Regions from separate parts of the Homo sapiens genome. Here region 2 is linked to region 1. Evidence: read pairs that join two places in POLR2A ChIA-PET (ENCODE). Cell type or tissue: OCI-LY7. All regions are shown on one strand. Each heading gives the region's core, and the rest is flanking DNA. Links, peaks and the distances in the headings are about the cores only.

The links. ChIA-PET counts read pairs that join two places held together with the same protein. Peaks named below come from ENCODE experiments on the same cell type or tissue, not always from the same donor. Only the 100,000 strongest peaks of a DNase experiment are listed, where the experiment ranks them.
Region 2: POLR2A ChIA-PET joins it to region 1 with 5 read pairs; 4 of 35 experiments call an interaction of 5 or more read pairs at or near these places.

What each region holds. Positions count from the first base shown.
Region 1 is chr21:34,052,751-34,068,094 of GRCh38, reverse strand. No RefSeq gene overlaps it. Among named protein-coding and RNA genes, the nearest start is that of MRPS6, 13 kb to the left of the region's middle. RefSeq lists a silencer at 1-18 and an enhancer at 775-1,291. In OCI-LY7, for the core only: no CTCF peak of the experiment used is centred there; a DNase peak (open chromatin) is centred at 5,904.
Region 2 is chr21:34,259,379-34,274,722 of GRCh38, reverse strand. No RefSeq gene overlaps it. Among named protein-coding and RNA genes, the nearest start is that of LINC00310, 86 kb to the right of the region's middle. In OCI-LY7, for the core only: no CTCF peak of the experiment used is centred there; no DNase peak of the experiment used is centred there.

The sequences.
Region 1 (15,344 bases), core at 4,594-7,093:
TTCTTCTCCATAAGCCCCCAGGTGCTACATAGGCTAATTTGTACCTCTCTAACTCTGTCAGCTTGTAAGTGCTATTGGTTGTGTTCCTTGCACAATGGAATACTGTATGGAACTTCTTAGGGCGGACATTTGGAGAGCTCTTTAAACATTTTCTTTCTTTTAATCCACCAATTTCATGATTATTTTTCTAACTTTCATCAACGGTGGGGGTGTGGTTCAACTTGGGCTCTACTTATAAGAAAAAAGGTAAAGGAAAGATTGCCTAAATCTCATGTTCTCTTATTCCCAGCCCCATCTCACCCTATCCTGCCAAAAAAAAATTATGGGATGTTTTTGAGAGATATTCTTCTACTACAATATCTTTTTTAAGAAAGAGAGAATTTTTTTAAAAACTCTTATGACTTTAAAAAGACAAAATACTGCTTGCATCACTGCTTGCTGAAAGAGTTTTTCCTAATAACAAGATTGTAAAGTGTCCCCCAACAGGCCCACAAGTGTTCTTAATGTTAAATGTCAATGAAATTGGAGGTATTAAACAGCCTCATGTTCTTTCTCCACGACTGCAAAATCAGAAGAACACATGTGGAAGCATTTTAGATTTAGTAAAGGGAACAAAGGCCAGGCACCAGAGACTGCTGCGGTGGGCAGGGGTCTCCAGGGGCTGGGCCTCCCTGGCCAGGCGCTAAACAAAGGTCCTCGGGAGGACCCCGCAAAATCAACTGGGGGGCAGTCCTCAGGGCCAGGCGGGGAGAGCTGGGTGAGCCAGGCCCACTCAGCATGGAGTTTTAAGGCTGGAGATGAAAGGACAGAAGGAGATGAGGCCCAGAAGGCTTCAAAGGGGGCAAGCGTGCCTGCTCTGGAATGCAGAGGAGGGCGTTGTGGTGGCTGCAGAGAGGAGCGGTGGAGACCAGAACCACAGGGCTTGGCGACTGCTGAGATGTGTGAGGGGCAGCTCATGGGGCCAGTGTCAACTACGGTCTTGGGTTTCTTCTCCAGAAACATTCTTGACCAACTAGCCTTTGTTCTGGCCACATGCACCTTTGGTATTTCCACAGCTCCTAATGTAAGGCTTCTATTACACTTCAATTCATTAGCATTTCTTCTTGGATGTTTTATTTTCATCAGTCTTCATAGCAACATGATCATCTTCTGAGGAGCTGAGGTAGTAACTCTTATTTCTCTAATAGTCTCTTAATTCGGGGCTTTAACCAAGAGGAGGGGGTCAGTCCCAAAACCTTCACTGGGTCCCCACCTAAGTGTCATGACACTGCCAGGCAACACTTCCTGGTAAGACAGTCAACATGCAGGTGTCATCTCAAAGTCCAGCCATCTGTGAGGCTCATGCCACCCCCTGTTGCTGGGACTGACTGGACATGGTTCTGTTGATCTACATGGGAGAATGCCCTCGTGATCATCAGCCATGGTTGAAAAGAGACCCAGTAAAAGAAAACAGAAAACAACCCATTTTTTAAACATTTTAAATGAACAGACACTTCATCAAAGATGGGCCAATAAGCACATGAAAAGATCTTCAACATCAGTTATTAAGAAAATACAAATTAAAACTGGAATGAAATACCACTGCATACCTATTAGAATGGCTAAAATTAGAAAGACTCAAAACACCAAGTGCTGGTGGGAAGATGGAGCAACTGAAACATGCACTGCTTATGGGAATGTACATTGTGTGATCATTTCGGTAATTTCTTGCAATGTTATACACAGACCTACCATGTGACCAGCCATTGTACTCCTAGATATTTATCTAAGATGAATGAAAGCATGTGCCCGCACAAACACTTGTACACAAATGTGCACAGCAGCTTTGTTTGTAATAGTCAATAACTGAAACAACTCAAATAACCATCAACAGGTGAATGGAAAAACAAATTGTGATATACCTATACAATGAAATTCTGCTCAGCAATAGAAGGAATGAACTGTTGATATATTCAACAATATGGATGAATCTCAAAATAATTATGCTTAGTGAAAGAAGCCAGACAGAAAAGAGTACATACTAAATGGTTCTATTTATATACAATTCTAGAAAATACAAACTTATAGTGACATAAAATGAATCAATGGCTGCTTGGGGTCAGAATGAAGTAGAGAGATTATGAAGTGGCATAAGGAAACTGAGGGCGTGATGGATATATTTATTATCTCGATTAGGGCAATGGTTTCATGGATTATATATACACATATCAAGTTGTATACATTAAATATGTATGGTTTATTATACATCAATTATACCTCAAAACTGTAAAAATATAAGTCATTCACATCATTATGCTCAGAGGAAAGTCATTTTGGTTTGTCTGATGTACATCTATCTTCATCTTCCTCTGTTTCCCCTTCCCCAAATTCCTGGATAAAAGGATCAAGATCACACCCACTTCTGGTATTCAAGTCAATTAAGACAAAACAAACAAAAAGTCCCATTAAGTTCTACAGGAGATGCAAAGAAGTATAAGAAATAGTTTACAGGAGATGCAAAGATGCGTAAGAAATCTAGGTAGCAAGAGAAGATATAAATGTGTTTACAGTTAAATTGTCCTAACAAGATTGAAATATCTATTCTAAAAAATAGAAAACATATAAAAAAGAGTGTGATTAACTGTCTAATCAAGATTAAGGGCAAAAATTTCCAGAGAGGGATTACTTTGAACTGGGATGGTTCAGGAATGTTTCATGTATGATGTGGGACTTAAGCTGGAATGTGAAGAATGGATAACATTTTACAAATAAGAGGAAAGAGAATGAGCACAAGATGTTTTGGTGGGGTCAGAGGGTGGTGACATGGGGTGAATAAGTTTGACAGGAGGAAAGTTTTCAGTAAGAGAATCACGGGACTCAACTCTACAAAAGTGAGACCAAAGTGGGAGGGACTTAAGCGCCAGGCAGTGTCTAAACTCCCAGCCTTGATTTCATCTTCACATGAGGAAGAACTTGGGAGATAGTCAGCCTTTCATCACCAGAATCATTCAGCAGAGTGTGTGCGCATGTGAGGGAAGTAGGAAAGGAGCTAACTGTTGAATAGACAAGTCCTTCCCAATTCTGAGCCACTGGTCACAGATTCATGGGCTTCAAAAGCATCTTTGCAGGTAGCACAGGACATTTGTCTCATAGCATCTTGGTTCCTCTTGGAGGTGGTGCCTGACTCTCATACCAGAGTCAACAGAGCCAAATTTTCCCCTTTCCTACCCTACATTTAGTCAAGGAAGGGAAGACATTCAACTGCGGCCAATCAGACTCTTCCCCCATGCTTTTGAATCCTGAGTGGACAACATGAGGAACAGTTAGAGTCACTCATGATGTTGGCCAGACCGTTGCTGCTCCATGCCTGTGGCTTCCAATCTTCCTGGTTACCAGCCCTCCAGAGTGCTTTTGGCTCCTGGCCAGTCCCCTGGTCTCTAGTCCATTCTGTGATTCCCCCAAATATCATTTCAATAAATTTCTTTTTTGCTTTACACAGAGTCTGTTTCTGTAGCTCATAGCCAAGAACCCTGACTGACAGAACTCTTTGGGTCATAGCACTTCAGTTTCCTGCATAACCTATTGGTCTTAGTTCAGACCCCTGGGGCCGTATGGCACAAGTCTACTCCCTCTGTCACATGAGCTCCTGTGTCTGAAGACAGTTTTATAGTCTATCCTGAGCCCTCCCTTCTCTGGGCTAAATGTTCCCTTGTTCCTCCACCTTGTGAGATGGGTACTCCTCATCTCACATGGGCTAAGTTGTTTCTGCAGCCTGGGTGCTTTTTCCAAGAGTGCACAACTGCCCACATTTAGACCATTTGTGACTCAATAAAAGTCATTCCTTTTTTGTTTTCCCATGCAAAGACTATATTATAGCCAGGGTACTGGTTCAGCTACTGAAACAAAAGTCAAAGTAACAGTGACTTAAACAAGACTTTGTCTCTCGTGGAAAGATCTGAATGTAACCAGGGCATGGGACTCAGGCTTTTTCCAGCTTGCTGTCTATTTACAAGACATGGCTTAAATCTCATGGTTCTTTATGGCTGTTCCGCTCCCAGCACCATGTTCACATTCCAGGAACAGTATGGCAAAATAGAAAAAAGACTTGAGTAATTCCCTTTAAAGAAGTGGCCCAGAAGTTGAACCCATCACTTACACTCATATTCCATGGATCAGAACTTTGTCCTTCCTGTGGACCTGCCTTGCCTTCAAGAAAGGCTGGGAAATGTAGCTTTACGTTGCAGAGTACGGTAAACTAGCAGTCTATGCCATAGACCATATAATGCAATTTGGATATCACCCTATAAGTTATTCTAAGTATAATAAGATGTTATACAAGTCAAAAATGGTTAGTTGCCTATAACTTTCTAACACTCAGTCATTGTTGGGTATTTTGCAGTGATTATCAGGCTAGAGTTACTGAAAGAGTTGAGTTTTAGGTAAGCTTGATTTTTTGGGCTTACCAGGGCACATGCCTTGGATCAGTCCCTGTACTCTGAAACCCAAAGGTCAGATCTGCACTGGAATTTTCCACTAATTGAGACAACTAAGTAGCTCTCTCGAAAACAAAACTCACAAGATTGCTTTACACAATGAGTTTAATATATTTTCAGGCGTATTAGGTAGAATTCTGTGGGTTACAAATAGTAGAAACTGACTCTAGATAAATTATTATAAGTGTACCGGATGTCTCCCAGGACTCGAGGCAATATGCAGCTGACAGTCTCAGGAACTGACTAGAACCAAGATGCTCTCCACATTTTTTTTCTGTTTCTCTGCCAGTCAGCTTTCTTCTCTCTCTGAAAGGGCCCTTTTTCTCTGCTCTCCCATCTGCACAATAGATGATAGCCATTCTCAGCTCCTTGGTCTACATATAATCCCTCTAAACACCAAGGGATACTCCAAGGCTCTCCTTCAATTGGCACTTGATTAGCCTAAACTGGTTCATTGGTCCACCCTTGGGCCAATCAGCCAGGTCTAAAGAGTAGATCAAATCATATCACTGTGGCTGCTAATAACTACCTCTGAACCCTACAAATTTGGGAGGTTATAGCTAAGGAGAAACAGTTTGCAGCAAAGGGGAGGCTAGACAGGCAACCAATGGGTACCATGGGTGTCTCCTCCATTCATGCATGTGTTGAGAGTTGTCATAATTTTAGAAATGTAGCTGTGAGCTCTGTGACACAGAGACACATAGAAACATAAGGGGGTTGGAGGAGAAACTGTCTTCCTCAGGGTTTTTTGGTCATAAGTAATAGAAACCTGTCCAAAGGTTCTGCTATGGTTTGAATGTGTCCTTTGAAAAATTCATGTGTTGCCAATGTGATAAAAGGTGGGGCCTTTAAGAGATGATTAGGCCATGAGGGCTCCTCCATCTAGAATGGAATTAGGTGCCCTTTTAAAAGGGCTTGATGGAGTGAATACACCTTGCTTGCCCTTCTGCCTTCCACCATGTGAAGACACAGCATTCCTCCTTCCAGAGGATGCAGCACTCAAAAGCACCATCTTGAATGCAGAGAGCAAACCCTCACCAGACAACTGAACCTTCCAGCATCTTGATCTTGGACTTCCCAGACTCCAGAACTATGAGACAATAAATTTCTGTTCTTTATTAAACTTCCTAAGACATTTTTAGTGCATTTGAAATTAAAATATATCTGATTCTCTAAAACACTTCAACCTGATATGGCAAACTCATAAACCTGACAAGATCTTTCTAAGCCTTTAAGCGATTATTGAAATTTAATAAATCTAGGGAATGAGCTTCTCTTAAGCTTCATGGTGGATAAGTATCGACTGTTTTCTAGTGTTAATTCTCCCCTCTTTTCCTTTTAGCTAAAACCCTTAAGCTTTAACTAGTTGCATGACCACACAACCACAGACTACATTTCCCAAGCTCCTTTGCAGCTGGCTGTCACCATGTGACTATGTTTGGGCCAATGGAATATGAGCAGATATGATGTGTGCTACAATGAGCGCATCTCCTTAAAGACACTTGCCATAGACTTTCTTCTTTCCCACTTCCCGTTGATGTGGTAGTGAGCCACCATCAACCATGCTTATGAAGATAACACCCTAGGCCAAGGGAGAACCAAAGGAGAGAAGGAACCAATTCCTTAGAAGACCTCAAATCACAAGGCTGCTTGGCCTCCAGCTCTGGACCATTTCACTACTGACTGTTAACAAAAAATGAAATAAACTTCTATCATCTTTGAGCCATTACATTTTGTGGTTAGATTGTACCCCAATAATACAACTTCCAAAGACTGTCTACAAATTCAATTAATTATATCCTCTTAAATGTTTCAAATTAAAATTGCAAGTGTAATATGCCAGGCTGTCTACTATGTTAGATTTTCTTCCATGTTCCAATCTCTTTAAATAACCAAAAGATTATAGTGATGATTTAAAAATTATTCCTAACCTTACCACAAAAAGAGTGTGTCTTCCTCCATTTTTTGCTGCTATAACAGAATGCCACAGACTAGGTAATTTATAATGAATAGAAATTTATTTCTCACAGTTCTGGAAACTGGGAAGTCCAAGATCAAGAAGATAGCACCTGGCAAGGGCCTTCTTGCTGTGTTATCCCATGGCAAAAAGTGGAAGGGCAAGACAGAGGCCAAGGGGGGGCCAAACTCATCCTTTTGTAAGGAACCCACTCCCACAATAATAGCATTAATCCATTCATGAGGGCAGAATCAAAACCAGAGTATTGTCATATTTTATTGATTCTCATATTGAATCACCCTCTCATTAGGCCCCACCTCACAACACTGTTGTATTGGGAATTAAGTTTTCATCACACTTTTTTTGGGAGAGACAGTTAAACTAACTAAAGCAGAGTGCTATATTTTGTTGAATCTAAGATATAAGATTCAACTTTTTTTTTAGGATATCACTAAGGTAGAAAAAACACAAACATTTATAATTTTTTGGAAATTTTCAACTTTTATTTTAGATCACCATTTATAATCATATGGTGCCATTGATTTCTTTCTTTTCTTTTTTTTTTTTTTTCCAGACAGAGTTTCACTCTTTTGCCAGGCCAGAGTGAAGTGGCACAGCCTCGGTTCACTGCAACCTCCATGCCGCACCCCCCAGATTCAAGCTATTCTTCTGCCTCAGCCTCCTGAGTAGCTGGCATTATAGGGTGCCCACCCCATGCCCAGCTAATTTTTGTATTTTTAGTAGAGACAGGGTTTTGCCATGTTGACCGGGCTGGTCTCAAACTCCTGACCTTGGGCGATCCACCTGCTTCAGCCTCCCAAACTGCTGAGATTACAGGTGTGAGCCACTGTGCGTGGCCTGATGCCATCGATTGTAAAATGCATTCTAATTCCCAAGATGGTAAAATGTAAAACACTGTGCACCTTAGAATCAGTAAAATATGATAGTATTCTGGTTTTGATTCTGCTCCTCATTGATTCTACACTAGTCTCTACATTTTCCCAGGGTTGCAAAGTCCCTTACCCAACTGAGGGGAAGAGAGTTGCTGTCTCCAGTGAACTGAGTCTACTGGTGGCAGATTCAGGACCTTGACTCAGTTACAAATTCAAGTTCTTGGTAGAGAAGTAAACACCAAATCTGGACACAGGTGCTTTGTACTTCCAGAATGATTTTGCCTGAGCAGCCATGAATACTGGAGTTGGAATAGTAGAGTTGGAACTTGTCAGCTGTGTCAAGAGAGTCCCTCTGTGCCCACATCTTTGCCCTGGGATTTAGTTTCATAACAGTGTATCATGTGTTTTCTGGGTGGCTTTCAAATTTCACCTTATGTCAATCTTAATTGAAACCTCTGTCAACTTTTCATCACCTGATTTGAGTGGGCAGATCCTACAAATACATGCACACTTTCACCCATACATACACACACCAGGCTAATCTCTTTGCTGAAAGATTAGGATTCGTTGAATGAGTGCTATTTGCAACACTCTTTATATTTTCGCCAATCTCATTGGCCATCATTTTGTAATTATTACATTAAAAAAGTAAAAACAAGGATGTATCAAAGGACTCAAGAGTGCATCCTAGAATCCAGTAACAGAACGTACATCCAGGGCTCCTGGGGAACTAGACAAGACATCCTTGGTTTCTCTGGGACTACATGTATCTTGTCTCTGCTCTGCTCATGAAGTGTCTGACATCACCCCACCCTCCCCATGCCATCTTGTCTGTTTGGAGACAAGCACTCTCTGCCTCTACATGCCCACCATGGAAGATGGCTAGCCCATAGCCCAGGTATCCTGAGGACACACATGCCAAGTTCAAGTGACAGCAGATACCACCATCTCTGATCAGGAGGAGGAATCTCACTTGACATCCATCTTCAGATCCATCTGAATCCACGAGAGTACAGTGATGGCATACAAATTCTTGCTTCCAAGAGAAGAACTATCCAAGAGAATTGTAGGCAGAGCAGGTCTCACCAAAGGTGGCTAGTTGGCAGCAGTACAGCTTGGTGGTCAAGAGCATGGAGCCAAAGCCAGACCGCCTGTGTCCAATGACTGTGTACCCTTGAACAAGTAACTGAACTCTGTGGTTCAGTTTCCTCATCTGTAACATAATCAGACCTAAGGCATAGGGTCGTGTCCAATATACCACACACAATACACGGAAAGTACAGTGCAGCCTGCAGTGTGGGAAGTGCTTAATAGCGGTTTGCCATTATTGCTACAAAGGCCCAATGCTTTAAAAGAAAAATTGATTCAGATCACCAAGCTCTGCTTGACTCTTATTCCCCAGATGTCCCCTCTTTCCACAGCTGGGGAAACCTGACTCCACTTGAAGGCTCAGTGGCACTCCAGGAGCTGAGAAGAAGCAGATCCTAATGAGCAGAAGGGATGTAAGGAGCTCTAATTTGGCTCTAACACAGTGCCCGGCTCCATCAGTGTTAGCCTGCAGCACATAATGGGTTTGCAGTGCCGTGAGGCTTCAGTAGAATGTAAGCTCCAGAGAACAGGGCCTTGGTCTAATCATGGTAAGGTCCTGGCCCCTGATACAATGCCTGACACAGAGGGTGATGAATAGATATTTGCTGGCAGAATAAGGTAGGAATTTCCTCTAGATCAAGCTTGTCCAACCCATGGCCCATGGGTCGAATGCAGCCCAGGATGGCTTTGAGTGTGGCCCAGGATGTCTCAGTATGGCTTTGAATGCAGTCCAACACAAATTCGTAAACTTTCTTAAAATCTATGAGTTTATTTTGCAATTTTTTAAAAAACTCATCAGCTATTGTTAGTGTTAGCATGCTTTATGTGTGGCCCAAGACAATTCTTCTTTCAGTATGGCCCAGGGAAGCCAAAAGATTGGACACCCCTGCTCTAGATGGTGGGCTGTCCCCACTTAACTGGGGATATCAACCTCTGTGCCCCCTCTGAGGGTGGTACCTGAAGCCTTTGGCTAGGTTGAGTTCCCAGGGAGGGAGATGAGGAAAAAGGGGGTCTAGCTGGAGGCTTGAGGAGCCTCAGCCTTGGAGCCATGGGTTCCATTTGGGACATAGGTCTCTGCCATTGCTGCTCCCCCCACATCCTCTCTCCCTGGAGGTGCCTTCAGCATGATCCCCCTCAGAAGGCCTGAAACACAAACAGCTGGGGAGGAATAGAAGACAGCGGGAATCTTCTAATCTAGAGTAGGGCAGGAAAGGGTGTCCTTCTCCTTTTCTGGGTCCGCAGCTGTGCAAAACAGTAACATTGCAACACCACTGGCATTTTTCTCCCTCCTCAGGTGGGAAATATTTACCCTGCCTAGAGCAGCTACAACACACACTGGTGACCCATCCCTGTGCCCAGGTCCCTATCTTACCACGCCATCCAGTCCCAGTCTCCTTTCCTGTCCTCTTGTTAGCAGACCTCCCGAGTACCAGGAAGCTTACCCCACCTCAGCCAGCGTGCCCCTCTGTGCCAGCTTCTGAGTTTTTCCTGAGGGGATACCCGTGATGCCATCGCTCCGGTCTTGATGGTGTTATTTCCTTGTGGCCTGGAAGTCTCTTGGCCTGCGCTGCTCAGCCAGAGCGTCCCACAAGAGGATGCATACCTCACTCCCATGAGCCCCACCCCGGGATTTTCATAGCTACTGTCAGGGACAAGTCGTGGGAAATGGGCCTCAAATGCTTTCCAGAAGCTTCCTTGCTCACTGCATGTAAAGCTTTAAAGCCCTCATTTAATTGTCTTCTTCCCACATTTTAAAAGTCAACACCCCTGAGGTGGGGCGCGGTGGCTCACACCTGTAATCCCAGCACTTTGGGAGGCTGAGGCAGACAGATCACTTGAGGCCAGGAGTTAGAGACCAGCCTGGCCAACATGGCAAAACCCCATCTCTACTAAAAATACAAAAATTAGCCAGGTGTGGTGGCACATGTCTGTCATCCCAGCTATTCAGGAGGCTGAGGCATGAGAATTGCTTGAACCCGGGAGGCAGAGGTTGCAGAGATCTTGCCACTGCACTCCAGCCTGGGTGACAAAGTGAGACTCTGTCTCAAAAAAAAACAAAATAAAACAAAAACACACACACACAAAAACAAAACCAGAGAGCCTTGGCTGCCCTACCCCAGGGAGGGGGTCTGGTTCCGCCCAGGAGGCTGTGCCCACAAGCTTCTGGCTAGCCTCTGTAAAACCTCCCCAGATCAATAGATAAGCCAAGAGGAGGAATCGAGTCATAGGGAGCAGGAAGGCCAGGCTGGGGACAGGACAGGGACAGCCCATGCTTGAGGGACAATTGAGAAGAGGAGGTACCTGTCAAATTAGGCTTCAGGGTTTTAAAAGATTGTTATTTGTATTTTGCTATTGTAAGATTACTGTAACCTTACTACGGAAAATTCAGGAAACAAAAAAATGCCCATAATCCCACAATCCAAGCTGAGCCACTGTTGACACTTTAGAGGTTTCTTTCTAAACTTTTATGGATATGTGTTATTTAATCAGACGGTACATATAATTTTATATTCCATTTTTTCATTGATATCTAATCATGAGCTTGTCAATGTTTTTAACTAACATTCATAACTGTTATTTAGACTTGCTGTGTTATATCCTACTCCAGGAAATGCCGGTGTCCATTTAATCTTTCCCCTGCTCTTGGATGTTTCAGGTGACACTTTTTCACTCTTCATTTGTATAGCAAATCCCTAGATGAACATCTTTGTTCTCTGGCTTTTTCTGCATTTAGGAATGCTTCCTTTGCTTGGCCTTCCAAAGCGGAATTTCTTGAAACTGATGGCTTCTTGGGTCCATTGCCAAATGTTTTTTTTCCAAATAGGGCATCAGCAGTGCTGAGCAGGCCTCGGGTTAGAATCAGAGCTAGGGGGCCAGGCTCGGTGGCTCACGCCTGTAATCCCAGCACTTTGGGAGGCCCAGGCAGGAGGATCACCTGAGATCAGGGGTTTGAGACCAGCCTGGCCAATATGGTGAAGCCCTATCTCTACTAAAAATACAAAAAAATTAGCCAGACATGGTGGTGCAGACCTGTAGTCCCAGCTACTCAGGAGGCTGAGTCAGGAGAATTGCTTAAACCTGGGAGGCGGAGGTTGCAGTGAGCTGAAATCACACACTGCAGTCCAGCTTGGGGGACAGAGCGAGACTCCATCTCAAAAAAAAAAAAAAAATCAGAGCTACGGGAAACTGAGGCCAGCAAGGATCCTGTGTTCTCAGTACCCGAAACACTGCAATAAAATTTCTCCAGGGCTAGGCCAGGAGGTCAGAAGATCTAAGAAGTGGAACTAGGGATGATTGGAAATGCCCGAATCATGTGGAATCAGTGCCAAAAGAAAGTAAGTAATGAGTCTAGACATGTAATTGCCGAAGTGCATATGGTGCCTCCAGCTGTACCACCCTGAACAGCTGATTGCTCAAGTGCTATACAGTAAAGACCAAGAGGTGGAAAATTACAGGCAAAGTACAGGTGAAGGCCAGGACCCCAGGCACATATTTTTAAAAGAAGCTCTGGCCGGGCACAGGGCTCACTCCTGTAATCCCAGCACTTTGGGAGGCCGAGGTGGGTGGATTGCCTGAGGTCAGGAGTTCAGGACCAGTCTGGCCAACATAGTGAAACCCTGTCTCTATTAAAAATACAGAAAACTAGCCAGACATGGTGACATGTGCCTGTAATCCCAGCTACTCGGGAGGCTGAGGCAGGGGAATTGCCTGAACCAGGGAGGTGGAGGTTGCAGTGCACCGAGATCACACCACTGCTCTCCAGCCTGGGCAACAGAGCGAGACTCTGTCTCAGAAAAAAAAAAAAAAAAAAAAAAAAGAAGAAGAAGCTCTAATCTCCTGGGTGGTGGCATGGAAAGTTACTCAAAGGCAGAAACCGCCTCATCCCAATGGTTCCTGAAAGCCACCTCACCCTGCACTTCGCCCAGGGAACCATATAAAAAGGGAGTTCCAGCATCCACTTCCTTCTTGGTTCCAAGCTGCCTGCCTCAGCCCATTCCTCCCACCTCATTCTATCTTGGATTTTATTTTTTCAGCTTCCAACCTGGGCATTCTTTCACTATTGCAGGTGAAAATGACAAGGTCCTCTTGCAGCTGCCATTGATTCCCCCAAACCATAACTTGTTCCACCCCCCCAAACCATAACTGGTTCCACTGCCACCAGCTAGCCAGCTTTGGGTCACCTCTGCCGATTCCTTCCATCTGCCCCCAAGACCACTGCTGTGCCCACCCCACAGGGCTCCCTCTCTGAGTGCTCTCCTCCTACTGTCTGGTTTCCAGCACTGCCCAGACCCTGCTGATGTCCAGACCTTCTTCCAGCCCAGACCTGTCTCCTGGCCCCAGGCCCAGGTTTTGGCTGATCATTAGACATTTCTACCTGGGTGTTCCAGGTGTCAGCTGAACCCAGTATCTTGCCTTTAGGCTGCGCCACCTCCAGTCTCATGTCCTGTGAATGGCCCCACCACATACCCAGGCCTTGTACCAGAAATCAGAAAACCTCCTAGAGGTGACCTTATTTCTTACTTCCATCCAGTAGGTCACCAAGGAGCTCTCAAATCCATTCCTTCCTTGCCACCCACCTCACTCCACAGCCCTCAAATGCACTCCCACACGCACTTGTTTACCTGCCTCACTGACCCGGGTCTTCCCTCTTCTACTCTCGGGCTCCCAGAGTGGTCCTTCTCAAACAGCATGTTGATCAGATCACATTTCTGTTTACGTAAAACTCTAACTGCCTCCTGGAACGAGGGGTACTGGGGGTAACATTCCAAATCCATTCATTCATTCACTCATTCAGGAAATATTTACTGAGGGCCTTCCATCTGACAGGCACCACACTAGCACTGGGAACCCACTGGAAAATAAAGCAGACATGGGTAAGTGATGTCCACTGATATCAGGGTCATCTACGAAGGGCTGCACCATGCACACCGAGATTGATCCCTCACCACATCCCAGCTGTATTCTCCACCGTTAAACTCACGACCCTGCAGCTCCCGAAGCATGGTGCTTCCCTACCCAGAACAAGTTGCTTCTCCAGCCCTATTTACGCTTCCCTATTCTTTCTTTGGATAATCACTATTTGTTCTTCCCAACTCAACTGTATTCTCAGCTCCTCTCGAAAGCTTTGCCAACACCCTTCCTCATCCCCCTTCAGATCTACCTGCCCTTCCCCTATGTCACCAGCACCTGTGTTTACCTCCATAATTGTATTGACCACACAGTGTAGTGACACTGTTTACTTGCTTATATTCCCTTTCCCACCCACTTCCTACACACACATACACACACACACACACATTTATGAGCCCCTTAAGATAAGGACCTGGGTGTTTTTATCACCGGTGCCTAAAAACGACTGGTATATGGTCTGTATTTGGTAAACAAACCATGTGAAGATAACACAGATCATTCTTACTTTTGAGTTAATAAAATATTTGTTGACTACATTTATTTATATAGTTCATTATAAATGCAGGTTAATGTCTTGGTCACCTTGGATACATTTAATAAACTTTTCAGAGTAGCATGAAGTTCACTGGGCCAGATTTTTATTGAATGCCAACTATGTGCCAGGCATCATTTTGGCACAGGGAATATGGCAGTGAAAAAATTAAAGTCCCTCTACTCTTAAGGCTTCTATTCTAGTGGGAAAAGGCTGACTGTAAACACATAAATAAGTGGAAATCTCAGAGAGTGATAAATGCTATGAAGAAAACATCATAACGGGAGGAGGAGGCATTCTTGGAGGTGGGAGAGCAGCCTCCACATTAGCTGGAGTGATTTGGGAAGCCCCTCTTTCTTTTTTTTTTTTTTTTTTTTGATATGGAGTCTCACTCTGTCACCCAGGCTGGAGTGCAGTGGCACGATCCCGGCTCACCACAACCTCTGCCTCCCGGGTTCAAGCAATTCTCCTGCCTCAGCCTCCCAAGTAGCTGGGATTACAGGTGCCTGCCACCACGCCCAGCTAATTTTTGCATTTTTTATTAGAAATGGGATTTCACCATCTGGGCCAGGCCAGTCTCGAATTCCTCACCCCAAGTGATCCCCTCACTTCGGCCTCCCAAAGTGCTCCTGACCTCAGGTGATCCGCCCACTTTGGCTTCCCAAAGTGCTGGGATTACAGGCTGGGATTACAGTGAGCCACTGCACCCGGCCTGGGCAGGCCCCCCTTAAGCCCAACTTCCTCATCAGTGAGTTGGGAATGATGACGGTACTGAGGTGCTTGGAGACTTAGGAGGATTACATGAGAAAATATGAATACAGCACCAACACTTAATAAAAATTGTCCTTATTGCAGGGTTTTTGTTCGGTTTTGTTTTGTTTTTGAGACAGAGTCTCGCCCTGTTGCCAGGCTGGAGTGCAGTGACATGATCTCGGCTCACTGCAACCTCCACCTTCCAGGTTCAAGTGATTCTCTTGCCTCAGCCTCCCAAGTAGCTGGGATTACAGGCGCGTGCCACCACGCCCAGCTAATTTTTTTGTATTTTTAGTAGAGAGGGGGTTTCACTGTGTTAGCAAGGATGGTCTCGATCTCCTGACCTCGTGATCCGCCCGCCTTGGCCTCCCAAAGTGCTGGGATTACAGGCGTGAGCCACCATGCCAGGCCTATTGCAGAGTTTTAAGCAAGGAAGAAAGATTATCTAATTTACACTCTTTTTTTTTTTTTTTTGAGACAGAGTCTTGCTCTGTTGCCCAGGCTGGAGTGCAGTGCCACAATCTTAGCTCACTGCAACCTCTGCCTCCTGGGTTCAAGCAGTTCTCCTGCCTGAGCTTCCTGAGTAGCTAGAATTGCAGGCACACACCACCACACCTGGCTAATTTTTTCTATTTTTAGTAGAGACAGGGTTTCACCATGTTGCCCAGGCTGGTCTCAAACTCCTGTCTCCAACTCCTGTCAAGCGCTTCACCCGCTAAGCCTCCCAAAGTGCTGGG
Region 2 (15,344 bases), core at 6,720-9,219, 200 kb before region 1:
AAGCTATGCCTGATAGGAGGAAAAAAAGAACAAAATCCCAGAGACAGGATATGTATAAGGCATGCATAGTACAGCAGTGTGCCGGTAAAGGTTCAGCAACCCTCTCTTGGTGGGTGAGGGACTTGATTAGTAGCATTTGCCAATTTCCAAGGCATAAACACTCCCAATATGGCTAATCTCAAGTGACCAGCATGACATCACGGAATGGGTAGTTGGAAGGGATGGGCATTAGCAAACCATCATAGAGTATTTCCACCATTAAGATACAACAGCCGTGCATGATCTCAGGAGCACAGATAATGGTAAAACTATTTGGAAGCTATGAGTTTTAAGTATTTATTAACTTTTTAAACCTAATTTATTTAATTGTAAGTTTATATCATTTACTGTATAATGACAACTGTGTTTACCAACTGGCTCACAAGCTTCCTGAAAATTTTAGCACAGGCTCTTGAGAGCCTGTATGAGAGAGAGTTCCTGCACATGATTATGGCCCAGATTCAAAACAGGAAAACCGTCCCACGGGAATGATTCATGCAGGAGGTTTGAGGGAAATAACATTCACTTCATAGAGCCAGATCATAAAGACCAAGAAAGACAAGGAACCTGGTGTAGAGGGAATGTAGTAGGATTGAGAGCCCCCAAGCATGGAGCTGCCATGATGTTTCAGGAAGCTGGAGGGGGGTGCACAGGACAGACTGGGGAAGGAGTGTGCACTCAAAGGCGGGGCAGGAAGAGGAGCTTAAAATTGGGGTGACAGATTGGGTGGAGATGGGGAGACTAACATGAGGGATATCTTTAAGTAAACCCAGCACAATATGGCACCCAGCTTTGGGAATTCAGAGAAGGGCCCATTAAAGGTGCAGGAGGTAAGTCTGGTTGGCTGAGAGGGGAGTTGCTGCTGAGAGAAGGAGCTGACCTGAACATCCTGGGAAGGAAGATGAGTTCTCAAATCTGCTGCATGGGAGGCAATGGCCAGGGAGATGCACCAGGGGAAAGGTCTACAGCAGTGACACTGTGGACAACTGTCAGGAGATACAAGGTTGGAGCCTGTGGGAGAGGAATGTGATTGGAAATGTCCATTTTGGGGTTTCAGTCCAGAGCTGGCAGAAGCCTTGAGATGCATGAGCTCTCTGGAGAAAGACACACAGAAAAGAAGGCTTAAGCTTGGCACACACTGGCATCTGAAGGCAGGAGGAAGAAGAGCCACAAATGTTTCCAGATAAGAAGTCCCCAGAGGGTAGAAGAACTAGAGAAAAGGTCTCAGAGACCAAGATGGGGCCATTTCCCAAAGGGAAGTGTATGTCCAATGCATTAGGGTTGTTGGCTAAGCTAAAATAGGGAAAAATAAGTTCTCCTCTCTCAGACAGGGATGTTAGCTAGGCTAAAACAGAGAAAAATAAGTCATTTCTCAGAAAGAAAGAGTAATGGAATTTACAGCGGTGTGCTGGTAAACGTTCAGCAACCCTCTCTTGGTGGGTGAAGGACTTGATTAGTAGCATTTGCCAATTTCCAAGGCATAAACACTCCCAATATGGAGAGTTGCTGTCAAGAGAAGGAGCTGACCTGAACATCAGAGAAAAAGTAATGGAATTTAATTCCACCTCATGAAGATAAACCAAGTCCACTACTTGGGGCAGAAGCTGTTCTTCTGGCCTGGGTTACCTGGAAGGTGCCTCAATGTTGTACCTCACTGTGCTATGGAGGCACAGGCTCTTTGTTCCAAGGAGGGGCACCCAGTCAGTAAAAATGTGTGTTGGGAAATCTCGCCGCACTAAACGTGTTCCAGAAACTTCTCAATAGTCAACAATTTAAAAGCTTGAGATCATAGAAGTTAAAAGTCTAATAAGCAACTAAAAGGAGAGTACAATATATGCAGCCTTAGAGATATTTTTTCTACCCTAGGAATATAAAATTGCAATTTGTGAAATAATCTGGTAGCTACCTTGATTGCAGTTGTTTCCTTTTAGAAAATTCTCCATGAAACCTAAAAACACAAGTCTCGTTCCTTTAGAGGAAATCTTTTTTAAATGTCCAAAAATAATAAAGTATGAATACAGCAGTCCTCTTGAAGGAATGTGCTGTATACATCCATTGTCCGTTACAAACACCAGAGGTACCACACGAGGTCTTTAGGGATTACTATATAAATAATGAACACTCTTAAAAATGCAAAATCCAGTTCAATAGCGCTTTCATTGCTCTTATTTTGGATTATGTCTATTGAGAGAGAAAGCAGATTTCAAGCCAAATGGAGAGAAAGATAATACCCCATATATCGTGTTTAATTTAACATATTTAACAGAAATAACAAAGACAAGGCTTACTCTACAGCTTAGCTTTTTCAGATTTAGTAATTCCAGTAATGCTTTTGCTTCATGAAGTGCTGAAAATAAAGCAAGAATATTTACATTCTTGTTTTATTTTATACAATGCTTCTCATCATTTCCCTGTTTGTGTAGTCTTATGTATGTTCTTTCTTTTGTTCCTAACCCTTTATAAGGACAACCCAAAAAAACCCTATGTTTTTTTCATTTTTGTTCTTGAATGATAGAATGTTTCTTAACTCTTTATGATATATATTAAAACCACCCACATATTGCTGCACCAGGCTTTAATTAGGGGAAGATTTTTTTCCCTGATTGCATCTCCTTAGCTACATGGATTGTGCTACAATCAGGAGAACAACAGGGGAAATGAATAAAAATGACAAAATTGTTTGTTGACAGGGCTTTGGGGAAGAAGACACACTCAACTTTGCTGGCGGCACCATAAATTGAAAAAAGAAATCATTTCAAGAGCAATTTTGCAATATGTGACATGTCATAAAAATTATCCTACTCTTTGACCTAGTAGGGCTATTGGAGAAACATGTCCCAAGGAATAATTCCAAGGAAACAAAAATATCTGTAAAAAGATGTGTTGAGCCCTCCCATATAGTAAAATGAATAATTAGAAACAGCCCAGGTACCCAACTGTGAGGAAATGGCTTAGGCAGACTGTACTCTATTAATATAATGGAATATTAAGTGGTCACTAGGAATGACAGTTATAGAGATGATTATGCAATCTGAGGAGTATCATGCAAAATCATTTTAAATGGCAAGAGGAGAAAACATAGCAATGCACAGAGTGAAAGACAGCATTTCCTGCCTCCATAGGAGAGTGTGTGATGTAAAGAACTGGGGATGTAGCAGTTCAGTTACTGCAATTCCTCAGCTTTTATTTCACTTGCCTTTTAGATGGGCCTGTTTGACCTTCATTGCTTAGTTTATAAATCCTACTATTCTCAACTTGTAGGCTGCACACTCTCCTGAGAAGGGAGAGGCAATGCTAGAAGGTGGAGGCATGCATAATTTAAAAACAGTGTAGTGTTTCGCCCAATTGTGTGTGTGTGTGTGTGTGTGTGTGTGATTATGTATAGTTGAATTTGAAGCTCAAATAATATTTTTAAAGAATGTGAGCTTTGTATGTTTATCAAAAGCGAGGCTTTAAAAGGTTGAGAAAAAGTTCCCTCTTTTAACTTGTCCTAGGTACTTATGAAACTATTTAGTGCCATGTAAATTGGATCTGCAGATATTCCATTGAAATTGCCCATATTGAAGCAGTCTAGCCTGCCACAATTATCTTGAGGTGCAAGGAACACAAAAAAGAATTGCCTGTCCAACAATTTGCTAAGGAAGAGGGTTTACGTGAGATAAACAGGCTGCTGGTCTGTCTCGCCGAGATGGCAATATGGTCATACAGTCAAAGACAAATTTTTAAAGGGAATTTTAAAATGTTACTAAGGGCAGTGGACTAAATGGAAGACCAAATATTCTCTGAGTGTATGACTAAAAAGTCTCATTATTTTGTTACATACTTAGATGGAACTTCTGCCATATCTGTGTACAATGAGCCCTCCCTACGTCCAGGCTCTGGGACTCAGCCCACCACCTCCTCTGAGTCCTGCTTCATCAGGGTTCCATCTGTCGCTAGCTCCTCCACTGCCATCTCCAGTGGCTTCTTACTCCGTTGTCCTTAATCTAAATGAAACTTACACTGGATCTTTCCTTTTCCCTTCGGACAGTGGTGTGCCAGTAAATGTTTAACAACCAGCTCTCTGGAAAGAAGAGCTCTGACTTACAGCCTTTGCCAATTGCCGTGGTTTAAATACTCCTATCATGGTTGAGTTCAAGCTACCAACATGACATCACCGAATACAGAGGAGAAGAGGTGCGTAATCAACAGCACAAGCATCATGTAGTATTTACACACAGGGACAATAAAGTATAGATAATAGTAAAATGAAATAAAATCATTAGAAAATGAGGAGTTTTGAATATTTATTATCATTGTTTTTAATACAATGTATTTAATTGTAAGCTTATAAAATTTAATTTTAATCTAATCAAAATTTAATTGTAACGAATTACAAAATTTTATTTAATAATAGCTCATGAAATTCCTGAAAAGTTAATAATCAGCTCTTGAAAGCCGGCCCTAGCACATAGCTCTAACACACCACTGCATCTCTCCATCAAAATTTGGATCATAAAACTATTGTGTCACAGGATTTCATGGTCATTTGACACTGCCCTCCTTGAAGTGTTCTCCTCCTATGGTTTAGGGCAGCATGCTGTGGTGGTTTTCCTTTGATACTTCCAGCAAGTCTTCTTCATCTCCTGCCTTGGTTCCATCTCTCTCCTTTAACCCCCTTTGCATATTTGTGTGCACCCAATTTTCATTCTTTTTATTTGCTGAGCCAGGGTCTCACTCTGTCACACAGGCTGGAGCGTGGTGCCATCACAGCTCACTGCAACCTGCAACTCCTAGGCTCAAACAATCCTCCTGCCTCAGTCTCCTGCATATTCTCATTCTCCACCTGGGTCTCTTCCCTGAGTGATCTCATTCACATCTACCAACAACATATTAACGACTCCAACATGATTCTAGCATCTGCAGCCAAAAACCTGACTTGTCTCCAGGTGCAAAATGGCCCATGGGCGTCACCTCCTGGATCTTTATTTTTCTGCTTTCTTTCATACCTCTTTACCCAAACTTGATATTTCTCCTGCATTCCTTATCTAGGTCAAAGAACATTTCCACTCATTCATTAATTCAGTCGTAAATACTGATTGCATATTTAATATCAGCTAGGTACAGTTTTAGCCATGTATTCATGAAATACAATAGAGAGAAAAGTCACCAAAGGCCTCAAGAAGGCAGTTAACAAAACAAACAAGCAAACAAAGACCAGATATATCTTATAATGTCAATGACAATAAACATGGTGAAAGGCAAGGCATTTTAAAGACATCCTTGGTTCCTTTCTCCTTTACTCCCTACATCTGCATGGATACTAAGACCTATGCCTCGACTGGCTCAATATCCCTTGAATGGAGGCTTTCCTGCCTCTCCAAATTGGCATTGCCTTAAGTTGGGCATTAGCACCTGTGACTTCCCACCCCTGACCTGGCCTTCCTGTTACAGGTTCTTGCCTGATCCGTCCTCCGTATTTTCTCTGGTGCTTTTCAAAATTATCCCCTCCGCTTGTTAAATACCTCATGGGGTCCTTTAAGCACTGTAGGATAAATTCCTTGACATACTATGACAAGGGAACTAATTTCCCTAGTTATTTACCGTGTGTGAAATGCTCAGTGAACATGTATTGTACACACACAGGCACATGTGCACACAGTGCACACACAGACAGTTTATTTACATGTATACATATATACTATATAGTTACACATATATACTATATATGTGACTATTTGGAATATAGATGTAAATATATACTATATGTGACTATATGGAATATAGATATAAATAAATCCCTTATAGTAGAATAGATGTATGTATTCCATATAGTCACAGAAAGGATGCCATTATCCTTCTGACAGCTTGGTGAATCCACATCATTTTTCACTTTGTACAGGAGCTAGACCTTTTCATAATCTGGCCCAACCTTTCTCCCTGAAGTTTCCTCTCCTGCCCCACCCCCGGCTCACCTAAAATCCCGTCTCAGTGACCTACTTTTCCATCTGACGTCATTTTCACACCTTTGAGCTTTTGCTCACGTTGTCTCTTCTTCCAGGGATGCGTTTGCTTCACTTTCTCTGCCCGGCGAGACTCAACCATCCAGACGCCTCTTCTTAGGGAAGGCTTCTTCCCTCCAGCCCACACCACCATCCTTTTGCCCCAGGAAATCTCCCCCTCCTTGCCACTGCCACAACCCTTTGCTCATAACACCTTTTTGTTGAGCACCTACAATGTGCTAGGCACTATTCCACTATTCCAGAGACTGGGAATGAGTGGTGAATAAAGCTAAGTCCCTGCCCTTGTGGAGTTGGTATTCTACTGGAAAGAAATGGAATAGAAACACCATAATTTCAAATAGCAACACATACTGAAACAAAAATAAAATAAAGCAATAGGTAATGAGATGGAGGGGGGTGAGTCCAGGTGTATCAGTCTGCTCAAGCTTCCGTAACAAAATACGACAGACCAGGTGGCCTAGACAGCAGAAATGTATTGTCTCACACTTCTGGAGTCTGGAAATCAAGATCAAGGTGTTGCCAGGGTTGGTCTCTTCCGAGGTCTCTCTCCTTGGTTTGCAGATGGCCGCCTTCTCACTATGTCCTCACATGGTCTTTTTCCTCTGTGTGTTCACACCCCTGCTGTCTCTTCATGTGTTCAAATTTCCTCTTCTTGTAAGGATACCAGTCAGATGGGATAAGGGCCCACCCCAACCATCTCATTTTAACTTAATTGCCTTATTCAAGGCTCTATCTCCAAATATAGTTACAGTCTCAGGTGCTGTGGATTGAGGCTTCATCATATAAATTTGAGGGGGACCCACAATTAAGCTCCTAACAGCCAGGAAACTGCCCTTCCTCCCCAGGTGGGGACAATCACAGCACATTATCAAAAGGTAGCATAGCCATCTGTGTCCACACTCATCTCCCACATGAGTCACTGTGCAGTGAGTGTAAGGATCATGTCTTACTTCTCGTTGCCCTATATCACCTAGCATATATGCAATAAGTGTTTATTGAATAAATGCATAAACCAATTGGCTTTTAGAGACAATTCGTTTTGGGCTCAGAATCCAATCAGTTGTCCATATTTCAAATTCAAAAAAAAATCATCTGATAGCTTAGTAGAAAATCCTAGTGACACAATAGTGTGCCTAATTTTAAAGCTATTCATATCCAAGCCACCTGAATGGCTCACACTTTTCCCATTGGTCTTTCCAGTGGGCATTGTACCACATCCAGCCATCTGACAAGGAGAGTAAATTGCATCTGATTTTCCAGTTTTGAAAGCTTGAGGATTATTTCTGGCTTGGAAGCAGTTCAATCCCAGGAATATCGATGCCAGCATCTGTACTAAAGTTAATTTGTTTCTCCATCTGTGCCATTTGTGAATCTACCCATTTGAACTCTCGGGAAAGGGAGGTAGCTGGGTGAACCCTACAGTTAGAGAAGACAGTAAGCAGGTGGCTTCCTCTCAGGGAACGCACAGAGCAGCACCAGAGGGAGAAACACAACTGTGAGACATCAAATCGTTCTTGACACTCTCACAGAATACATGCAGCAGATGGAGAGGGAAAGGGATTGAGAATTTTCATCCTCCTACCTTGAAAGTAGAGTAGTGACTTAGGCAGATCACAAGCACGATCACATTTCACATTATATGTGGCTCCGTAATTAACATTACTTTTGTTTCAGTGGGAAAATAGCACATATTCTTTTATCACTAGTACAAGAAGAAATATTATTTTAGGTTCTAGTTCTGTGTTCTCAATTCCAGTATCCTTACCCTTTATAGATTTGCTCTCAGTGAATTCAGATTTGTGTGTGCGTGCACGCATATATTTTATTACTTAAACAGCCTACCATTTTGTCCAAAACATTTTAAGCAACTTATAAAACCACTTAAAATATAATAAGATTGTATGACTTAAAATTGGATAAAATTTTTGCATATGGCCTTTACTTGAAATGAGATAGACTTTTTGTACTAGATCTTTCTCACTGAGATTTGCTAAAACATAATTAAATCCTTCTGTATACGTATTTGATGCTCCAAAGAAAATAATGCTGCTAACAGAAGGCCAGCATAGTATCTCTGGGAATAGGGAAGATTATGTTCCATGTTTCAGGCACATTTTTGCACAACAAATGAAAGGGAATTGTCTTGTGTGAGGAACAGTCATGAAGTTCTAAATGCTTTAGTTTCTCAACCTTGGTGTCAAGACCTCTCAATTCATGCACATGTACAGTCCAGCATGTCTCCAATTACTGTTATGATGGGCAGGGAGGGAGGTGGGGTGGAAGACTGAGAGGTTAGAACATTCTCTAAAAGGAAAGCTACTCCAGTTTTATTTCATATTGGACTGTTAGGGAGTTGTGGGAAGTGGGGAGTAGTTGGAAAAGAAGAGAAACAATAGGGGATTTCACAACAATGAAACACTGAACCATAACACCAAATACTGAGGACCATGGACGGTAGACTGGTGGCAGGATATGACGTAGGAGTTAAGAACACAGGTCTGGTTTCAAAGTGGCCAGGTTCTAGCATCAGCTCTGCTGTTTGCTAGCTGTGTGACCTTGCCAAAAGTCACACACTTAACCTCTTTGGATCCAACTATACAAGGTGTTTCTTATTCTTCACTTCCTTTTTGAAGTGAGTCAGGCTAGAAGAGCTCTTGAGAATATTCTTGTCTTCTTCTGTTCAGTGTTGCTATAAAGGAATTCCTGAGATTGGGTAAATTATAAAGAAAGGTTTATTTAGCTCATGGTTCTGCAGGCTATACAAGAAGCATGGCACCAGCATCTGCTCTACTTCTGGCAAGGGCCTCAGGCTGTTTCCACTCATAGCAGAAGGCAAAGTGGAGCCTGTTGTGCAGAGATCACATGGCCAGACGGCAAGCAAGGGGGAAGGTGCCAGGCATGTTTCAATAGCCAGCTCTTGAGGGAACTAACAGAGAAAGAACTCACTTACCCCCAGGGGAGGGTATTAACCTGTTCACAAGGGATCCACCTCCATGACCCAAACACCTCCCATTAGGATCCACCTCCAACACTGGGGGTCAAATTTTAACATCAGGTTTGAAGGGGACTAGTATCCACACCATAGCAATTCCCTTTCAGTTTTCAGCAGCATAACATAACAAAAAGGTGCTCAAGAAGCTAGTGGAGATGTGCTGCCCTCCTGGGAGCTGGCTGGGGAAAAGTTTATTCTGTTTACTTCTGTTTATCCTGTTATTCAGTGTGGGCCCTGGGGGGATTAAGCCAAGGCCTGGGCCTCCAGGGGCCTATCTAGATTCTCCATTAGCTTGTCAAGCTTTGCCCTGAATAGCTCATTACTAAAAATGTTGACCAAAAAAAGACTTTGTGCATCTTTTTGGAATACCTGGTTCTCTCCCTTTAGTGTTTTACAAACTGTCTTAGTCCTTTTGGGTTACTGTAACAAAGTGTCACGGACTGGGTAGCTTATGAACAACAGACATTTATTTTGCACAGTTCTGGAGGCTGGAAGTCTAAGATTGGTGTGACAGTCTGGTCTCGTCCTAGGGAGGGCTGTCTTCCAGGCTGCAAACTGCCAACCCCTCCTTGTGTCCTCACATGGAGGAAGGAGAAAGAGCACCCTCCAGAGTCTCTTCTCATAAGGGCACTAATTCCATTCATGAGGGTCACCTTCATGACCTAATCACCCCCAACAAAAGCCCCACCTCCAAAGACCATTACACTGAGAGTTAGGGCTTCAACACAAACATTTGGGGAGATACAAACATTCAGTCTATAGCACAAACCACCATCCTAAATTTGTGGCATCGTATTTGCTCTTGGGAAAAGCAGACAGATATGGCCCTAAAGTGTGAACTCTTTGAATCCCTTTAGAATAAGCCAGCAGCCATGAAGCAAAAGGCCCTCATCAATCTTTATATTTTTCTTTCTAATTTTCTATAAACTATTGTTTTCAAACCCATTATTAAAAGTTTCCTTCACATACGAGCTCTCTAGGCCCACATGAAAACTTGAAAACAAGTCAATTAAACAATTGCAGCTAGGAACAAGTAAGCACATTTTATTTTACCTCCTGGAAAAGGAGCCCAGCCCAAAGGAGCTCAGCTCCAGCAGTCAGCTGGAGACGAAGAAGGACTTCCTACCAGTAGCTGCTGAGTATCCATGGAGTTCCCCCATGACACTCAACCTGGGGGCTCCAGAAATCTGGAGAGGACAGGAAATGAGAGCAGACCCGCATCTCCTTGGAGGGTGTGGTTGGGGGTTTCCCCAGCAGGATGCCTGGAACCACGAATGCATAGACCTTAATGGATTAACAAGAGGACTTCCAACAGGACCCAGAAGAGGACCTAGCTAGGTGGCCAACACCCACATTTCTGTGGATTCCCTCTCCACTCAGCCCTTTTCTCAGCTCTCTGAAATTTGTGGTTATGGATGAAAAGATCATTCTGAGAAAGGTACCTCTCTCCCCACCTGCCGCCAGTCCATGACCTTAACATGGTTAGACTCACCAGACTTTGGATAAGTCCTCTGGATTTTCCAAGATATGGATTTTCACTTTATTTCACAATGCTTTGAGCAGTTCTTGAGTTTTTTCAGATATTTATTTTTCTCCTTATCTAGAGTGGACATGGGTGAGGCTCAGTGGGTTTTTCCTGGGGGCAGTGATCATCAACTCCTTGAAAGCAGTAACCATTCCATTTTTAAATTTATGGATTCAACCAATATTTATTGAGGATGTACCAGGCACTGTTCCAGTTGCTGAATTTCTAGTTCTGAGCAAAACAGATAGGGCCTCGACCTTTAAGGAACTTAGAGTCTGATGGAAGGGACAGGTGTTAAATTCACAATTACAACAATAAATATAAAAGTACACACCGTGATTGTACAGGAGACTGACAGACCAACAACTGGGCAGGAGTAGAGGGTTTGTGTGTGGGAAAGAAGAACCATGGAGGTTGGAAAAGAAGCACAGGGTGCTATGAAAGAGTATAACAGAGGCCTCAGTTAGGTTAGGAGGGGATCAGGAAAGGCCTCACAGAGGAAATAGCCTGAAAGATGAAGGAGCCTTAGCCAGGGAATGATTTGGGGACTGGTGGGGTCTGACTGAGCCCAGTAAGAAGTGGAGACAAGGGCATGCAAGGAGCTGGAAGGTAAAGAGGGGTAGATCCACAGGGTCTTCAGGAAGTGTGAACACTTCCATTTTAAGCCAAGTGCAGTGGGAATCCATTGATGGGTTTGGGGCAAGGTTGTAGGCTGATTTGGTTTCTACTTAGAGGAGATCACTCTAGCTGCAGAAGTGGAGGCCACAAATGGATGTGAGAAGACAGGTAGGAGGCTAATGGGGAGTGGGAGACTCTAGGTGAGAACTGTTGGTGCTGGACCTGGCAGGGCAGTTGAGATGGAGAGAAGTAGACAGATTGCAGACATACTGAGAAGGAGGAGCCAACAGGCTCTGGTTGTAGTGCAGGAGATATTACTGCAGGAGCAACTAAAATAGGTGGACAGTGATTTTGTTTTTGTAAGGGGAATACACTGGAGGGTCAGGTTTGAGGGGAAGGTCAGGAGATCCACTTTGGAAGTGTTAATGTTGAGGAGTTTGGGAGAGCAGCAAACAGAGCTGGCAAGGAGGCAGTTAAATATTAATGTCCTGGAGCCCAGAGGAGAGTCAAGGCTGCCTTCTCCGTGATGCCTGGCAGGGCTCTGCATCCACTAGACAGGCCCAATGCATGGCTGTTGACCTAAAGCAATCATGACCCTAAATGCTCACCTTAGTCTGCCACTTACCCTGGGGCTCCCAGGAACCCTCGTCTTTGGGAAGACTTAACAGTCACTGTCGCCACATTTTGGAAATGTTAAAGTCCAGTCACAAACACTCCAGAAAATTGCCTAGAGGGAACCAAAAGAGTTAAATGCATAGTAAGTATTAAAATTACTCTATTTATCCTTAAGCTTCCTCTCATCTTAAAGTTTGTATACTCAAGTCCCAATATAATAAAATCTGGATTAAGCTGTTGTAGAGCTTAATGGAGCCAAGTGCCTATGCCAAGTCTCAGTTAATACATTTTAAATGAAAACACACCAGCAAGATCTAGAACAAGGGTCAGGAATCATAAAATAAATACCACAAAAATAATTCTCCATTGTGAAATGACGGGTGTCATGCCCCTGGGAGTCTAAAATCTCTTCTGAATTAAACAATCTTTTCACTTGGAGACAATTAGCAAACTGTTGGCAGGCTCTGCTCTTACCTTGCGCGAGGGAAAGAGAAAGAAATTCAGAAAGTGAAGCCAGAAACTTGTCTACCTTTGTTTCCAAGCTTGGCTCTAAACACTGTCAAAATGTTATTGCTCTGGTTCGAGGAAAGAGACTGACAGACCAACAACTGGGCAGGAGTAGAGGTTAGTGCCTGGGAGAGAAGAACCAAGTTGTGCAAACATTTAGAGCCTTCTAGAAGCTGAATGAACTTCTATCTCTGGGGATACCTTTGTTTTCTGGGGGTCAGGGGTGGTGTAGTAAACTAATACTGTTTCCCATCCATCCCTCTAACACCAGTCTCATCTTGAATCCTGCCAGAGAACCTCGTGCTCCTCTTAGGGAAGTAACTGAACTACATTCTTTGCTCTGGTGACAGTGAAGGATGGGTCTCATCACCTGCGGGGGCTTGTTTTGCCAGTGCCTGCAGTCTTTTTCAAACCTCTACAGGCACTTTGTGTTCCTAGCTAATACTGGAGCAGTGCCCACTCCTGAAATGCTGAGCCGTAGGCCTTCTTTTCAGCTGCAGAGAGCTCTGTGCCCCCACAGAGAATGCCCTTCAGTCAGGCAAAGGCAGGGGCGAGACGCCATGTTTAAATTCAGACCTGCCTCAGAGTCTGTCCTCCTTGGGAGGCCTTGAGATCTGCATGTTTCTCAAAGGGACACATCCCAGCAGGAGGATTTCCTGTTGGTGCCACTATACTGGGTCTCGCTGAGTTTTAGCCTCTATGCTCAGCCTGTCATGCCAGTGCCCGCACATGGTAACTAAAATGCCCCTTTCACATTTCCAAACACTCCCCTAGAAGAGGTGGTACCTGGTAATAACCACTATCAGGGGAAATCCCAGAACAGAAGGAGTCAGGGACCCAGGGCTGTGTCTTTCTTCTACCTCAGTCACACCCAGGTCTGGGACAATCAACAGGAACCAATGCACCACTGTGTTACCAGCCTCTAAGCTGCCTCCTGCAAGCCTCTAAGCTGCCTGCCTCCCATGTCGCCCACCCTACCCAGCTCAGTCTCAGGTGGGCTGAGAGGGGCCAGCCGTGTTGCCATCTTCCCCACCTCTCATGGCTTCAGTGACAGCACATGTCGTGGCTTCTTCTCCTCACATGATAATCGGAGACACCTCTTCCTTTACAGTAGGACCCAGAAAGAGCCATTATTAACAAATGCCCCAATGGGCTTTTACATTTCTTGAGTGTGAGGATATGAGGGTGAATGAATAGTTTAATTATGTGAGCAGGGGCCTAGGAGTGGGTGCTGACATGACTGGTAGCTCCGTTGTTCTCAACAGACATATTGCTGCCACCTGACCAAAGCTAGAGTAAACACAGCCACACATCTGAACTGAATTTTGACAAGACCCTGTTTCCAGACTCTTCTTTGTCGAAAGCAGCTGTATCTACCACAAAATGGAGGGTTTGTCCTTGAAAAACTTAATAATGTCGAAGAGACAAGGGATGGCCAACTTGTGAATGGTATAAACACAGTGTCTCAAAACCACAGGTGATCCCAGGTGGTCAAGATGAAGGAAGAAAGAGGTCACTTTTCTGAGGGTTCACGCAACTAAGCATGTGTGAAATTCAGAGTTAACTGACAGAAGCACATGAGTGGCCCAGCATGGGTGATTCCCAACCTCACGGTGGGGCAAATGGACCACAGCAAAGGTCTCCAGGCCAAAACATGAGTATCATTTACCCTAATTAAATCTACTCTGCAGGGGGCCTGAGGCATGGCTATCATGCCTTGTGAGAACCTTTGGACAGCCAAGCAACTTGTAGCCACTATGTCTGGCTCAGAGAAAATAAACAGCAATCAACATCTTGGCCTAGATTATAAATTTAAATTTTTAGGGAAGTTATTTTCCAAGGTTGGATCAGTGTTTCACTTCATTATTACATATATATATATATATATATATAAAATCTTCATGCACATTGCTACTACTGGCTTCTGGCCAGGTCTACTCTGCCAAGAGTAGAAAAACTATGAGAAAAGCTTTTTTTTTTAACATTTCTAAACTGACTAGAAACAGAAGGTGCAAGGAATCTAGACAGCGGTTGGCAAGAGGAGAAAAAAAGGGGAGATGTATGATTTGGAGGCCAGAGTAGAGAGACATTGCAGAGGAAGAATATCTAGCACTCAAAAATGAATCTTACTGGGATGGGGATGAAAGATGGAAAAAGAACCACAAAAGGAAAACCCACAGTTCAAATCCGGATTCTGGAAGAATGCTGGAAGCCTCAGTAGATTTGGGGAGTCCATATCAGTTTGGTGCTTTCAGTGATTCCATCCAAGCTCATGATCAAGTTCAAAGGAACACCATGGACGGGGCTTATATCCAGAATTCTACCAGCTCAGAGTTTTCTCAAGGGCCTGCTTCCCACCTTCCAAACTCTTTACTCTTTTTTAATCTCACAGAATTTCATTTTGCTGTTTTTCTACCTAGAATCTCCTACCTGTCTCACCTCTGTGAATGGATGACACCCTCAGGTAGCCTGGCCATCTCTGATTTTCATCATCTCAAAACCCATTTTCTATTATCCACTCTCCACCCCATCACCTACATTGCAGCCCACTCCACGCTCTGCAGTTTTGACAAGTGAAACTCAACTTTTCATCTGGACAAAGGCTAGAATGTGCCACACAGAAGGCTAACTCAAGGTTCCAGTTGTCTGTGTCAAAAGGGAACAAAAGGAAGAACAAGGAGTCAGGAAGGGAACTTGGGGAGAATACAAGCTTGTTTTTGTACATGATAAGTACAAACTGGAAGTTGAATCTGGAGCTCAAGAGCTAAGAGAAGGAATACATTTTGGGAGTCAGCATAAAGGTAAAAGATGAATCCATGAAGGTGCTTTGTGTGAGCAATTTCCATGGCCACCTACAAATTCATCTACATTTAGACTCGTCCTTATATTGTTGCCCCTCATATCTGTATTCAAGATGAATCCCCCATCTACAGTAATAAGTCCATTCTTTCCCACCTCCTTGGGAACATTGTTCCAACAAGTAACTCCTTTCCTGTATCTTCAACTGTCTTTTACCACCAGCTCTTAATATTCAGCCTACAAACAT